2 separate regions of the Homo sapiens genome follow, and region 2 is linked to region 1. Evidence: read pairs that join two places in POLR2A ChIA-PET (ENCODE). Cell type or tissue: CD4-positive, alpha-beta T cell. All regions are shown on one strand.

Region 1 (8,000 bases):
AGACAAGCTTGTGGTTGGTTCATTAATGACTACAGAGTTAGCAGGAACTCTAATAGACAGGAAAATTGAAGAGAGAAAACCGAAGAGCAGGGGAAGATGGTGAGCTCAGTGATGTGTTTGTCGGCTGAGCCAGCGATGAGATACACAGGTGGAAATACCCAACAGGTACTTAGAAGTACAAAATTAGAACTCCAACACAAGAATAGAGAAGAGAGGGACTTGGAAGTCATTACGATAGAGACAGTAAACAAAGGCCATGAAATGTATTAGGTCTCTGAGGTGTTAGTATAAATAGAAAAAACTAGAAAATCAAAGACTAAGTCTTGCGCAATATATAAATTTAAAATATGAAAATTTCCAGGAGTACTCAGTATGAATACATGAACTTCAACTGGATTGGTGTCCTTACTAGGGCCTCATTGTGACTCTTGTGGTGCCTGGAAATGCTGAGGGTATTTTTGTCTTTGTGGGCTCCTTTCTTCATTAAAAATAAAATTAAAAAGTATATGAATTTGTTCTTATGTACTTGTGATTATTATATTTTTTCGTTCTGATTTTATTTATTTGTTTTTTGAGATAGGGTCTCACTCTGTCACCCAGGCTGGAGGGCAGTGGAGCTATCTTGACTAACTGTGACCTCCGCTTCCCAGGCTCAAGTGATCCTCCCACCTCAGCCTCCCAAGTAGTTGGGACTACAGGCATGCACCACTACGCAATTTTTTTTTTTTTTTTTTTTTTTTGTAGAGACGCAGTTTTGCCACGTTGCACAAACTGGTCTTGAACTCCTGGACTCAAGCAATCCTCCCACCTTGGCCTCCCAAAGTGCTGGGATTACAGGTGTGTGCCACTGCACCCGGCCCTGATTTTAAAATAAATTAAAATCAAACATTTTCATGAGGCCCTAAAAGTATCTTGGTCCCTACTACATGTAACAAAGAAGACAGTCCTGATCATTACAAGATCGCGTGATAGTGGGAACAATCCAATGTGTAATGTCTTAAAAATTATGTATAGTTGACTTCAGAAAGAGAGTGTGTGTATGTGTGTGCATGTAAGGGGAAGTCTGCTTCTCTTTTTATGCTATAAGCTAATATTTTAATTGTCCTTGATTCTCATAGGTCAAACCTTTATTCGGCTTCAGGGCAAGATCAAACCAACAGTTATCATACTTCACTGTCTTTAAGAAATCAATTTTGGGTGGGGCGTGCTGGCTCATGCCTATAATCCCAGCACTTTGGGAGGCTGAGGCGGGTGGATCACAACGTCAGGAGTTCAAGACCAGCCTGACCAACATGGTGAAACCTCGTCTCTACTAAAAATACAAAAATTAGCCAGGCGTGGTGACACATGCCTGTAATCCCAGCTACTCAGGAGGCTGAGGCAGGAGAATTGCTTGAACTCGGGAGGCGGAGGTTGCAGTGAGCCAAGATTGTACCATTGCACTCCAGCCTGGGTGAAAGAGCGAGACTCCATCTCAAAAAAGAAAAAAAAGAAAAGAAATCAACTTTATTTTTTATTTTTTAAGAGACAGCATGTTGCTCTGTTGCCCAGGCTAGAGTGCAGAGGTGCCATCATAGTTCACCGCAGCCTTGAACTCTTGGGCTCAAGTGATCCTCCTACCTCGGCCTCTTGAGTAGCTGGGACTACACGCATGTGCCACCACACCCATAAAATGCATATTAAAATGTTGGGTTCTGCCACTCAGAGAATATGATTCCCTTGTTAACATGCATCTTACATGCCTCAAGAGGAGTTATTTTTAGGATAATAGTATGTAGTTTTGATGTGTGGTGGGGCTTAATTCCTGTTTCCTGAATAAAATGAAATTTAGACTTTAAAAATATACCTCCCTCCCAAAATTGGAAACTTGGGACAGGTTAATTTAATTACAAAGAATTTCAGGCTGGATGTGTTGGCTCATGCCTATAACCCCAAAACTTTGGAAGGCTGAGGTAGGTGGATCGCTTGAGCCCAGGAGTTCAAGACCAGCCTGGGCAACATGACAAACTCCTGTCTCTACAAAACATACATAAAATCAGCTAGGTGTGTTGGTGCACACCTGTAGTCCCAGCTACTCGGGGAGGCTGAGGCAGGAGGATCACCTGAGCCTGGGAGGTCGAAGCTGCAGGGAGCCATGATTGCACCACTGTACTCCAGCCTGGGCAACAGAGTGGGATCCTGTCTCAAAAAATATACAAAATAAAATAAAATGAATTTCAAGGCTCAAAAAGAGAAAAAGATGAACTATAAGTGAGAAGATGTTGAAGGGTTTGCTTCATCATAGCAGAGATTCCAGGCAGAGCAGCAAGGGCTCAAATATCAAGAAAATGATACAAAGGGACAGAGTTGAGGAACTACTTCAACGACACAGTTCAAATCAGTTCACAAACATTTATTGAGCATCTACGATGTGCCAAGTACTGACACTTCCAGTGTGGAGTAGGGAGTTGGGGATGTGGGGAGGCAGAGAGCAAACACATAAAATAAAAACATAGGGAAAGAAGTTCAGTAGGTACAGGATATTTCTTTAAGAGTCAAAGTGAGAAAAAGATGCCAAGGAGTGATATCCAAAGTGGCAGATGACTCAGAAAGGATCAGAGCGCTAAGAACTTCTTGGAGATGGTCACAGGGAAGTCATTGGCAGCTCTGATGACAGCTACTTCCATGGAGTGGTGGACGAGGAGGACTGCTAAACAGCAGAGATTGTTCCTAAGGATCCTGAAGCCTGGCCATGAGCAGCAGCAGCAGAACTGGCTGGTTTTAGAAGTGCCTGATTTAGCAAAGTCTGGAACTAACGTAACATAAAAGCCAATGTGAATCCAGGGCTTGCCATGGACCATGCACTGTTCCAGGCATTTTGCACATCATTTAATCCCCCCATCAACCTCTGCAGTAAGTACTAACTTTAGACCCATTTTTCACAGATAGGGAAATTGAGACACAGAAGGTTTAAGTCACTTGCCTAGGATCACACAACTGATAAAAGTGGTAGAGCTGGAATAAGACCCCAGGCTCTCTGACTCTAAGCCCTGTGCTTTATCTGCTGGCTGATACTGATACTGAATGGTCTCTGGACATATTTGTAAATCACATACTGACTTGGCAGTCGGTTTTGTTGTTGCCGTTGTTATATCAATTTACAGAGGCACAGAGAAGTGGTGTGTTGACACAGCAGTACAGCAGCAGAAGCAAAGCTGGCCCCCGCCACATAGCCTGAGTGACTTTCCCACAGCTTAAACCTTGGAGTAACTGCAGAGAAGTGGGATTTGAAGCTCTAAGCATTGTGTGAAACAGAGCCAGGAAATGCAAAAGAAGTCCACTGAGGTCCCCAGAAAGGGGAAGTGGGGACACCATTCAAAAGAACAAAAATCTGGCCAGTCCCTGGCCCAAATCGTTCTTAACAGCCCTGGAGCCCCCTAAAGAGAAAAGTTTTTGTTAAGAAGAGGTGACTTTGTTTTCTCTCCCTGAACATTTAGAAAATGCCCAGGTTTCAAAGCCTTTCCTCATTAGGCCCAGGTAGTTTTAGATTCACAGTGCTGGCTTTTGCTCATGGGTGCAAAGTGCATTCCAAACAAAACACATACTGCCTGACATTATTAAAATTAAATATGTGTGTGTGTGTGTGTGTGTGTGTGTGTGTGTGTGCATATATATATATGAGAGAGAGAGAGAGAGAGAGAGAGACACCATCTTGGTTTTTACTTGAGTACCTAAGACGAAAAACACAATCCAGGAATAGAGGACTGTCATTTGCTTTTTTTAAAAAATCAAAAGTTAATGACATTACTTTATCAGTACGGAGTGTGTGCAATTGACCTGTAGGCCCTTCTCTGTCTGGTAATGAAAATACATGCCTTGGAAATGTGTGTGCACGGACAAAGAGAAAACGGGGGGTGGGGATAATTGTCATAATGATCGGGTAATAAAGGTAGGCCCTGATTTTTGTGACTACAGTAATTGCTGCTTCTACTGTCAACACAGCTTAAGTAAAATAGTGGTGAAACATCCATCAGAGAAGCCGAAAGGGAGACAGTATTGTCTGTTGAAGAAAAACAGTGGTGTCTGCAATGGCTACATTACAGATGCCACCGCTGAGGCATCCATGAAAAGAGGTCCACATGCTTGCCTCTCCAAAGCAACTTGTGCGGAGCTTTAACAAGTCTATGTTGATTACATTTAAAAAATCTAATACTATTTAAGTACATTTGACCTTGAACAACATGGAAGTCAGGGTGCCAACCCCTGCGAATTCAAAAATCTGAGTTTAACTTTGACTCTCCAAAAACTTAACTACTAATAGCCTACCTGTTGACTAGAAGTCTTACAAATAACATAAACAGTCCATGAATGCAGATTTTGTATGTGTCTTATTATATAATGTATTCTTACAGAAAAAGGAAGCTAGAGAAAAGAAAATGTTATTAAGAAAATTGTAAAGAAGAGGGGCTGGGCACAGTGGCTCAGACCTGTAGTCCCAGCATTTTGGGAGGCTCAGGCGGGCAGATCACTTGAGGTCAGGAGTTCGAGACCAGCCTGGCCAACATGGTGAAACCCAGTCTCTACTAAAAATACAAAAATTAGCCGGGCATGTTGGCGGGCGCCTATAATCCCAGCTACTCGGGAGGCTGAGGCAGGAGAATTGCTTGAACCCAGGAGGTGGAGGTTGCAGTGAGCTGAGATTGTGCCATCCTGGGCAACAGAGCCAGACTGTCTCAAAAAAAAAAAAAAGAAGAGAAAATATATTTGCTATTGATTAAGTGGAAGTGGGTCATCATAAAGGTCTTCATTCTCTTTGTCTTTAAGTGAAGTAGGCTGAGGAGGAGGAGGAAGAGCAGGGGTTGGTCTCTTTGTCTTAGGGGTGGCAGAAGCAAGAGAAAATCAATGCATGTACCTGTGCCATTCAAACCTGTGTTGTTCAAAGGTCAACTGTACTTTTCTTTAAACCTGTGGTAAATTACAGACTTTATAAAGGGTCCTTTTGTAATTGTGAATAATCACCTCTTAATTGATTTCTTTCTAAGGAATATATCATTCCATGTAGAATGTTCTTAAAGCTAGTTATACCTGTTCTCAGTAACAGATACAAATGGTCATTGCAGTAAGAGATGATTATAATGAAGAGTTAACATGAAAAAATAAAATATTCCTTTCTATTAGTTTGGAAATGACATTGGGCAGGGAAGGACCAATATAAAATCTCAAAGCTGTGCATTGTTCTGTACATGTCACCTCCAAATGGCTCCGTAGTCTGAAACTCAGAATGCCTGTCTTTCTCCTTGAGCTCAGTCTGTCACTGTGTAGCTCAAGAATTCTCTGAGTTAATGTGTGGTTGAGAATGGAATTTACCATAGTCATTTTCCCTCCCGACATATCTATTACAAAAAAAAAAAAAAAACTATCTACAGTGATTTACAAACTTTGTTTTCTTTCAGGACAACACAGCAAGCTACCATCTCATGTGCTCCAAGAAGAATTGACTCTTCCCCCTACTTCCCCCGTTTCAAGGAGGTGGGGAGGGGGGCAGAGGCACAGAATCCTGGCCTTGGTGATAGGATGTGGTGTGATGCTGTTCTTCTGTATGTACTGTCCCATGGGGTGCCTGAGGATACGGTGCTGGCTGTGGTCCAGGTAAATTGGAGACAATCCTAGAAGTAAAAACATCCATCATGCTTAGTAGGATCTTAGGTTGTAACGGCTGCCTTGAGCCTTCAGACATTTTTTTTATAAAGCTCCCGGTCATAAAGCACTCTTTCCGCCTCTGCTGCCATATGTTTTTCCAGCTGGACTTTCACCAGTCTTCCACTCTCCAGAAAGTTCTTACTCATTCAGCCCAAGGGTATCTCATCAGTTTTTCTGAGGACTGCTGGAAGTTTCAGCAGGCGTCCTGGCCACACGGAAAATCTAGCTAGCTAAGCTTGTGGATGAAGGTCTCCAGTTATGAGTCTGTGCCCTGAGATGCTGTTGCCTGCCTTATTCAAATTAAATTTAGAGAAATTTAAATAAACATATATAAATGCATGAAACTGTATAAGAAAAAAGTCCTTATTAGTATGCATTTTCTGGGACTCAGACATCCTCACCAAATCCAACAGCAAGGAAACTGAATAACTTTTTGTCTTTTAAGAATAGTTTTTGTCCGAAGATTGGAATCTACCCACTTTTTTAGCCTGATCAGCCAGTGACCTCTGAACCTTGCTTTTCATTGTTCATCTTCTATTCACCTGGGGCACTGAGGATGTTTTTGCTTTTCCAGATGCTGTTTTTACAATTGGTTGACACAATGGCTAGAGTCATGACTCTTGGGTATGCTTCGTAGTTATTTGCCTATGGGACAAGGTTCACTCTTCCAAACTTTTTTTTTTTTTTTTTTTTTTTTTTTAGAGACTGGGTCTCGCTTTGTTCCCCAGGCTGGAGTGCAGTGGCGTGATCATGGTTCATGGATCACTGTAGCATCAACCTCCTGGGCTCAAGCAATCCACCTGCCTCAGCCTGCTTAGTAGCTGGGACTACAGGTATGCACTACCACCACACCTGGCTAATTTTTAATTTTTTGGTAGAGACCCCAGCCTCCCAAAGTCCTGGGATTGCAGGTGTAAGCCACTCTACCTGGCCTTGATTTTTGTATTTTTTTTGTAGAGATGGGGGTCTTGCTATGTTGCCCAGGCCAGTCTCAAACTCCTGGCCTCCAGTGATCCTCCCGCCTCAGCCTCCCAGAGTGCTGGGATTATATTACTACTGCACCCAGCCACTCTTCCAAATTCTAACCAAGCAGTTTGTTCTTTGTGATCCAGGCTTAGTTGCTGCCCTGTTGGCCATTTTTCCTTTGGGTGAATTTAGGATTCAGTTCCTCATCCTCAAAAGCCCTAACTGAAAAGGAACTGATGACACATTCTCCATGGTAAACCCTTCTTGGGAAACTCTCACGAGGACTTGGGCACTGTGTATCCAGCTCCTATTTTAGTGATAGATTTATATTTGATTTACAATAGAAATTGAGCCCACATCCAGATTTTAATAGTGCCACCCATTCCTTACTGGTGAGACCATTCTCTTCCTACGGTCCACCCCACCAGCTGACTGCCTCTCCTCCCCACTACAGTTTCCCAGCTGTCTCCTGCCACCCTGCTTCCATTTGCTGTTGTGTATGCTCCAATTTTTTACCTTCACACGACGAAAACTTCAGGGGCAAAAATTATACCTATGATAATGTAAAGAGATCTTAGAACAACTGAGACTGGCAGTAAAAAATTCAAAATTTTGACATTCCTAGTTTGGGGAGACGAGTTAGATTCAGGGATAGCTATGAAATTGTGCTGTCTGAATTTGTAAAGTATTTTTCAAAGCAGATTAACAGGACACAGTATTATGAGGAAATCACACTGATTTTCACTTTCTTTCTCGCTTGTTGGTTTCCCTAAATGCTTAAATAAGAATATAATTACAATATTTCTAAACGATTGTGCAACTGCTCTGAAGCTTGACTATTTACCTCCCACCACTCAGAAGAATACAAGCGGTATATATCTGTTAGGTTACCCATTAAACGACTGTGACAGATCGTATTTCTGGTTAATTGTTAGTTCCTTATGACCTTAGACTTTGCCTGTGTATTTAATAACACCATCTGCTGTCTAGGGTAGCAATACCACCTTTTTACATGAGGATTACTGTTCTTACTTCGTAAACAAAAGTGCTCAATCTGAGGTGTTGAAACTGTACCACAGAATTATTTAAATTATACTACCTATGGAAAGCTTAAAGAAGAAAAAATTAACTTTCTTCTCTATGGTGGCTTTATTAGCTTCAAGTAAAATATCAGAATTTATACACCATAAGAAAAGTATTTTTAAAAGATTTACAAGTTTTATTATTGGTCTGCAAAATGAAATGTTTTAAAAGAACGTTGTCTCTGTTATACTTGTTTTGTTTATCTTCTTCTAGCCGAGTTTCTCATTGTATATGATCTCTGAGCAATTTCTCAATAAAACAGACAATTTTAA
Region 2 (8,000 bases), 340 kb before region 1:
ACAGACATGAACCACCATGCCTGGTGGCTTGAATATATACTTTTAATGATGTAAGTGAAATAGTCATATTTCTAGTTAAGAATTTAATTTATTGACTTGGTTACTTGTTTGTTTGTTTATTTATTTATTCGTTTGAGACAGAATCTTGCTCTGTCACCGAAGCTGGAGTGCAGTGGTGCGATCTTGGCTCGTTGCAACCTCCATTTCCAGGTTCAAACGATTCTCCTGCCTCAGCCTCCGGAGTAGCTGGGACTACAGGCACGTGCCACCCCGCCTGACTAATTTTTGTATTGTTAGTAGAGACAGGTCACCATGTTGGCCAGGCTGGTCTGGAACTCTTGACCTCAAGTGATTCGCCTGCCTGGACCTCCCAAAGCGCTAGGATTACAGGCGTGAGACACCGCGGCTGGCCAGTTATATTTAGAATCACATGCATAAATATACTTATTTAGGAATCTTGCTTTTTTGTTACTCATTATTCAGACTATTTATCAACAGTCTTTGTCATCACTTGTGCCCCCCATCTTTTTTTTTTTGAGATGGACTCTCGCTCTGTCACCCAGGCTGGAGTGCAGTGGCACAACCTCGGTTCACTACAACCTCTGCCTCCCAGGTTCGAGTGATTCTCCTGCCTCAGCCTCCCAAGTAGCTGGGATTATGGGCGTGTGCCGCCACACCCGGCTTATTTTTGTATTTTTAGTGGAGACGGGGTTTCACCATGTTGGCCAGGCTGGGTCTTGAGCTCCTGATCTCAGGCAATCTGCCTGCCACGGTCTCCCAAAGTGTTGGGATTACAGGCATGAGCCACCATGCTCAGCCTTGTGTCCCTTTTTGAATGATCTGACTCAATCTTCCAGAATACTTCATCTTGCTTCTGTCCAACTGCCTTTGAGATTTCGGACTTTTTGAGTCTGTATGCTATGCTCACTGGAAATGTTATCTCAAGCCTTCATAGCCATGTGCTATTTGCCATCTCCACAAAGCTGACTTCTTGTATTGCTTTTAAAAGGGATCTTCATGGGGCTATGTAAGGAAATATTCATGCATTTTAGAGGTGCATACTAAAGTAGGAAGGAGTGAAATGGCATGAGGCCTGCGATGCTCTTTAAAAGATTTCAGCAAAGAGAAAAAAAGTAAAACACAATAAATGAAGCAAACATCAAAAAATCGAGTAATTGTTAATCGAGTGACAGTTATATGGAGAGTCACTGTGCTATATGCTCCTTTTGTCATAATAAAATTTTAAAATATAAAATAAACATTGTCATAATAAAAGTTTAAAATGGGCTGGGCCTCGTGGCTCACGCCTGTAATCCCAGCACTTTAGGAGGCTGAGGCAGGTGGATCACTTGAGGTCAGCAGTTCTAGACCATCCTGGCCAACATGGTGAAACCCTGTCTCTACTGAAAATACAAACATTAGACAGGCATGGTGGTGGGCACCTGTAATCCCAGCTACTCGGGAGGCTGAGGCACGAGAATTGCTTGAACTTTGGAGATGATGGAGGTTGCAGTGTGCTGAGATTGTGCCACTGTAGTCCAGCCTAGATGACAGAGCAAGACCCTGTCCCAAAAAAGAAAAAAAAAGTTTAAAATGAGCTTTAAAAGACTGGCTTACAGGCTGGGTGTAGTGGCTCACACCTATAATCCCAGCACTTTGCGAGGCTGAGGTGGGCAGATTGCTTGAGTACAGGAGTTTGAGACCAGCCTGGGCAACATGGTGAGACCTTGTCTCTTAAAAAAAAAAAAAAAAGAAAAGAAAAGGACTTGCTTACAATATCTCTCATGCTTGTAATTGGAGGTCATACCTTCAAGAATAACTACAAAAGCTTTTATTTTTCTTTGTATTAAAAAACCAAATCAACAAAAACTATTCTTCCAGACAACCTCTATAAACGTTCCAAACTAAAATTCATGAGATTCCCTTCAGAGTATTTTGTTGTTCCAAATAAAGAAATTCTGTAATATAAAGAGCTTTTTAAGACACAGATATAAGGTGATGCCTTATACTTGCCTATCCATCCTATTTTTCTCTATGCTTTGCTGGTCTGAGTAGACAGGGTTGGTAATGACCCCAAATGGAACACTTCTCTAAGTGATGGGAAGATCTCATGCAGTGTCCTTCATCAGAAGTACCCATTACCTAGTGCCCTTGTTGGCACTGGAGCTGGAAGGCTCAGGATAGCAGGGAACAGGCAGCCCACAGTCCTGGAAGCAGGCCTGGTGGCACAGGCCTGGGTATGGAGTGTCAGTGGTGGCAGAAGAGGGGAGTCACTGTTTTCTTCATTAGTTAATGCCTCTCCCCTGGAGGGAGGGCAAGAGCTATGGTCTACACAGCCAAAGTGAGAGGGTGGTTGAGCAATTCTCCAGCAAACTCAGGCAAAATCAGGCAAGCATATTTAGGCCTAGAAGTCCTGGTTACCACAGCCTAAAGTGATAGGGACAGAAAGTGAAAGGAACAGAAAACCAGTCTGTATTTGTTTTATGTGAATTTTGGAGCAATGGCTTTTCCAAAGGAGGAAAGAAGAAGTTATTCTTTTTAAAACACAGTTGAAGAAGAGGATGCTTTTCCTATGGACATAGTAGGCCATTTACCAACGAGTTATTAAGATAAAAAATACCTACTGGGCCTGTGTAGGAAGCCTGGAATTCTCTTACTTTATTGTATTTTCCTCTAAGGATATATTGCGTTATTCCACAACAGGCTGGTCATAATCTTTGAGAGATTTACTTCTGAGACTTTTTGGTGTGGCTTCATTCACACTTCACATTTCCTAAGAGAGACAATTTTGGCTACTTTGAAAGAACCCTCCCTCAAACATAAACATCACAGCATCCTGACTTTAGAGTGTCTGTCTCAACATTTCAATGTTAGAAGGTTTATTGGAATGCAGACAAATAAAATAAGATAAATAAAATCTCAGTGTGCTTAAACTGAGAGCAGGTTCTTTTTTGGAAGATGTGCGTGTGTGTGTGTGTGTGTGTGTTGATGAGCTAAGTGTTGATTATAACCCAAAAAGACGGAAAGTGTGAGATTAGATAAGTGTCTGCTAGATCCATTATTGCTGTGTGCATTCTGTGAAATGGGCTTAGAGTTCACTGGTTGTAGCTGCAGGATAAAGTTCACTTGTTGTTTATTCTCAGTCTGATTAGGCCACCATTGAAAACAGAATGTGAACTACTGTCCAGAAGCCCTCTGTGAACTTCAGGTCTGCCTTAGGAGGGACGCTTCCAGCGAGGGAGCGCGTGATGAAGTCTGCAGGCATTGCTGGGGCAACGCTAAGTGGCCGCTGGCCAGGGTAGAAGTTAAACCAGGAGATGGCTGTCAAATGCAGTTGTTAGGTGTGGCACATCTTTCTCAAGCTGCTGAGCTGAGCAGGAAAGAGAGACGTTTGTTTATGGATTTATCTCATCTATAAGACACTCTTATTAGATGAACTCTATATCAGTTCTATGTAGAACTCTGTACCAGTTCTATAAGGCACTCTTTAATCTGAATCTTTTTATTTGCTCAAGAGAAAAATAAGTCTGACTTGCATCCCATTGAAGATTTAGATTGCACTGTTTACATCTTTCACCTGCGCCGCGGTAGCGTCCTCTACCGATGCTATCCTACGTTGATTTTTCCAGCAACCTGGGAAGCAACCTCATAGGTGGTTTGGGATGTCTTTTGGCTGTGCTTAAAAATTTCCAACAGATTTGCTACACATCTTAGGATAAATATGTTTCCTGTGAATTGTGATGATTTCTTACAGTACATTTGCAAGCATGTGTATGCATCTGCAGGAAACATAGCCTGGCTCTGTGAAGGAATACTGCTGTGACCGCAAAACTGTTTCTGTAGAATTTTCTCCGGTGTGGTCATCCTGCCTTCAGGTCAGTGAATAGATGGTGTTTGGACAGCGTCTGGCACAGATACTTTAACCTTAAAGCTTAATGTATAACTGGTATTTTTTCCCCCTTCTGTGTCAGCAATTGGCAACGGGACACTGTAAATAAGGATTCTGGTTTGTAAATGGACGTCTGTTCCTCCAGGGGAGGGGAAGGCTGGAGTAAGCAGTTTTGAAATTCATGCTGCAAGTGATAAGATAATTTGAGTAACCTGTAAGACCTGTGGATTCACAGGTTTCAAAAACAGGAAAGTCTCTTGTTTGAAAACCCTCTAAAGCAACATGTGGGCTTAGAAAAGAAGCCGGCTTGTGGTTTGGTGATTGTACTTCCTTATTGATATAATGGCCGCTGACGCAAGGCCTCCTGGGATTGCAGCGCGGTGACCGCAGGCCTGACGGTTACCCTGACCGGGTTCTGAAACAGCCCGGGGCTTTCAGCACAGATGAGAAGTCTAAAAATTTCCCTTTTCATTTCCTCTCTTGTGTGACTTTGTCATTTTTAAAAAAACTGGTCACAGAAAAGGGAATTTTGCCCATGCTTTTAAGGAGTTTATCTCGACTGAGTAGCTTCCCCGCCACTCCTCTAAAATCCCTCCTCAAAAACCCCAAGTTAAAAAAAAAAAAGATCTATTCTTGTAGATTTTTTTTGTGTGGGTCTATGTTTCATTCATCTGCTTTCAGGCTGGATTTATAACAAGCAGAACTTTTAAAACGGTATGATTTTAAAATAAAATTAAAAAAAAAACACGCTGAGATCTTTCCATAGCTTTGGCTTCTGGGAGTTGAAAGCGCAGGTACGTGCTACATCTTCTGGAAACCTAACCCTCGCACGCCAAGCGGGAGGCTCTTTTGGTCAAATACTCCCAGGACTTATGCTTGAGTTCTGAAATAAGTGAAAGCAGATGCCATTCCTGTGCGACATAGCTAACTGACCGCAGCCCAGAAAGTTCTGTTGGCTAGCTGTGTGGGGGCTGTCTTAAGCCCTGAAAACATTCTGCATCAGAACTCAGCTTCAGAAAGGGGTTCCTGCTCTCCTGTCTGCCCTGGAGATAGTCACGCATGACAGCTTGTGGGCTGACTGAGCATTTAGGCAGCTGCTTTTCCTCTCTCCCTCCAGGAGGAAAATAGAGCAAAAAGGTAGAACTTACTTCCACACCCAAGTTTCTCCTGAAAGCACTGTGCCTGTTTTGTTTGCTACACATCTTGGGTATGTATGTTTGCATCTATGCATGCAGGCATGCATGAGTTATTTATGTGTGTTATTTGGTCCAGCCTTGAAGCTCCTTTTATTTTTCAGTGAATTGAAAGAAGGTAACCTTTGGATGTATATATTTTAGTGCTCCAGCAGATTACCAGTGAAACATGCCGACTCTCACCAAACCACCCCATGTTGCCAAATCTTCTCTCTTGGCCCTGATGATGTGCAACTTAAAACCAAGGTCCAGGTTGACTGCACAGCAGAGTTTACTGTTCGCTCTCTCGCTCTCTCTCCTCTCTCTTTTTTTCTGTAAGCCCAATAAATCTGCCCTATCACGTCATTGAGGCCACAAGGAAATGTAATCCTGCCAAGTGTGGGAGTTAACAAAAACTGCCAAAGTCTTAAGGTTGCAGAGAGAGCAAGAACCACTTTCTGGGTTACGCATGTCTACTGTGTATGTGCAGGGGTGCCATGTGTATGTACCGCGTGTGTGTGTGGGTACTGTGTGTGTGCATGGATGCTATGTGGATTCACCATGCACTACCATGTGTGCATGAGCACCATGTGTGTACACTGAGAGTGTATGTGGCTAGCAGGTGTGTGTACTCTGTGTACCTGAGCACTGTGCGTACCTGTGCACTGAGCCTATATATGGGCATGTGTTTATAGCATGTATGCATGTGTGCTATGTGTATATACCATGCACTTGCACACATATACTGTGTGTGCAGCACACCAGATGCCACAGATATGGTGGCGGGAGGGTCAATGACAGGGAACTGGGGGGAGGCAGGTGTGAGGCAGGCCTGCTTGGGAACAGGTAAATCACTTAAGGATGCAGTGCTTTTCATCTGCTTTGCTGCTCTTTTCCTCTTAAGCAGCATGCGCTGAGATTGCAGAAACCTGAAAGATAGGGAAAGTGTGTATCCCATCTCCCCTTCCTGCCTGACTCTCAAGTAAGTTTTCTTTAAGTATCTTTTTTCTTCAGCTTCAGGAAAAAGAGGACCTTAGAACTGAAGGAGCAAGATTCCAACATCACACTGTTTTTGTTAGCTGTGTGTGTGTGTTTCCTGTGTATCCAAAAGACAGAGGAGATGAAAAAGCAAAAGAAAAGAAACGAGGAATCAGATTGGAAAGAGTATGAGTTTGTACTTATGAAATAAAACTTTTATCTCTCTACACAGGACCGGGAGTCTGTCCCAATTTCCTGTCTCTAACCTCACTGGAAGTGCTGACCCACTTCTGGCTATTTTTATGTGTTTCTTTGAAAATGCTTACTGTGATTGGAGTTGACTTGCCGACTCTGTTCTGCAGCCTCCCCACCACCTGAGTCCCAAAGGGCGGCCCTTCCCACCTCACGCCCAGTAATTATGGGTGAGCGCAGAGCCAAAGGATGGCAGGGCTTTGTTGGTGGTGCGACCAGCGGGTGACCCCTTTCCTCGCAATCAGAGACTCAGGGACAAGCAGCTTGCACCTGCACGTGGAGCTTTGCACACGGCCTTTTGCCTGATTTTCCTCTTCGAGGCATGCCCCCTCCATGAAAGATGGGCATCTTCCCATGTTCCGGAATTCTTGGGGGTGCGCTGATTCCAGGCTCTCGCCCCAGCTTTGGGCCCAGGGCAGTGAGCATGTGTAGTTACTTATCTAGGATTGCAACCTGAGTCAACAGTGAAACCAGGAAGTGAACTCGGGGTCCGGCATTGTATGGAAAGTTGGGTGTATTTACTTTTCTCTTAAAGCAAACTTTGATTGACTCTTTAATAAGTTACCATGGAGGATATAGTTCTGGTGAGATTTGACTTGGCATCCAAATCTAAGGCACATATTGATAATGGAGGAGAGGAACAGGGAGTCTTTTATGTTTTTCCAGTTTTATCATTAACCCCAAGTTCAGAAATCTGTTTGCTTTTAAAAGTGTCAGTTTCCTCGTTTAGGAAGGTGACAGTTCTCTACTGATGATGAGGTTTTTTTTGTTTTTTTTTTGAGATGGAGTCTCGTTCTGTCACCCAGGCTGGAGTGTAATGGCACGATCTTGGCTCACTGCAACCTCTGCCTCCCGGGTTCAAGCGATTCTCCTGCCTCAGCCTCCCGAGTAGCTGGGATTACAGGCATCCACCACCATGCCTGGCTAATTTTTTGTATTTTTAGTAGAGATGGGGTTTTGCCATGTTGGCCAGGCTGGCCTTGAACTCCTGACCTCAGGTGATCCGCCTGCTTCGGCCTCCCAAAGTGTCGGGATTACAGATGTGAGCCACCGCGTCCAGCCTGTTGAGGTATTTTGATGTCCTTTGTGGAAAGGCCTTATCACCTGGCTGGCACACAGCACTGTGGGAACCTCTGGTGGGGCTGTGTGAGGAATTAGGGTGACCTTGACTTCAGCCAGGCCATGTGGGTCTTGACTCTGTCACTTACGGTGTCACCTGGGGAATCCCTTCCCTTCTTTGGCCTCAGTGTCCTCCTCTGGGAAGTGAGGGTAAAAAGTCTCTCCCTTGTAAGGTTGTTAGAGGGCTCGGCAAGGAGATGGATGTGGAGGGGCCTGGGGTGTGGAACATAGCATACACTTGGTGGGGCAAGCTATCAGGGTTATTTATTACTTAAATCATTTTAATTGTGGGTCATAAAATTTCTGTTTTTCCAGAGGTTTCTCCAGGACGTCACCTGTATGAGGTACACAGTGTGATGACACACTCTGTGCTTTTCCTACTTGTGTCCACGTGAGTGTCTGGAGCTGCCCTTCAAGGAGAGCAATAGATGAATGATTCTGCCTTCCCGCTGAGAGGGATGTGGGTCCTGCGGATGGTCGGGGTGAAGCTTCCTCTCCTTTCTGCTGACAGCACTTCCTCATTAAATGCAGAGATCTGCAAAAAGGGAAAATAAAAACACAAGAAGAAAAATGAGGCATCAAAGACCCTC

Evidence for each region. ChIA-PET counts read pairs that join two places held together with the same protein. Peaks named below come from ENCODE experiments on the same cell type or tissue, not always from the same donor. Only the 100,000 strongest peaks of a DNase experiment are listed, where the experiment ranks them.
Region 2: POLR2A ChIA-PET joins it to region 1 with 13 read pairs; 26 of 35 experiments call an interaction of 5 or more read pairs at or near these places.

The regions. Positions count from the first base shown.
Region 1 is chr1:234,619,534-234,627,533 of GRCh38, reverse strand. No RefSeq gene overlaps it. Among named protein-coding and RNA genes, the nearest start is that of LINC00184, 5.8 kb to the left of the region's middle. In CD4-positive, alpha-beta T cell, no CTCF peak of the experiment used is centred here; no DNase peak of the experiment used is centred here.
Region 2 is chr1:234,959,642-234,967,641 of GRCh38, reverse strand. LINC02971 (long intergenic non-protein coding RNA 2971) reads right to left here. Exons shown (of 2, transcript NR_186179.1): 2 at 7,653-7,945. LNCATV (lncRNA negative regulator of antiviral signaling) reads left to right here and starts at 3,643. Exons shown (of 4, transcript NR_125945.1): 1 at 3,643-3,875; 2 at 7,726-7,801. RefSeq lists enhancers at 3,995-4,044, 4,065-4,364, 3,678-4,877. In CD4-positive, alpha-beta T cell, no CTCF peak of the experiment used is centred here; DNase peaks (open chromatin) are centred at 4,271, 4,851, 5,461, 7,864 and 2 weaker places; H3K4me3 peaks cover 1,273 bases; H3K27ac peaks cover 3,138 bases.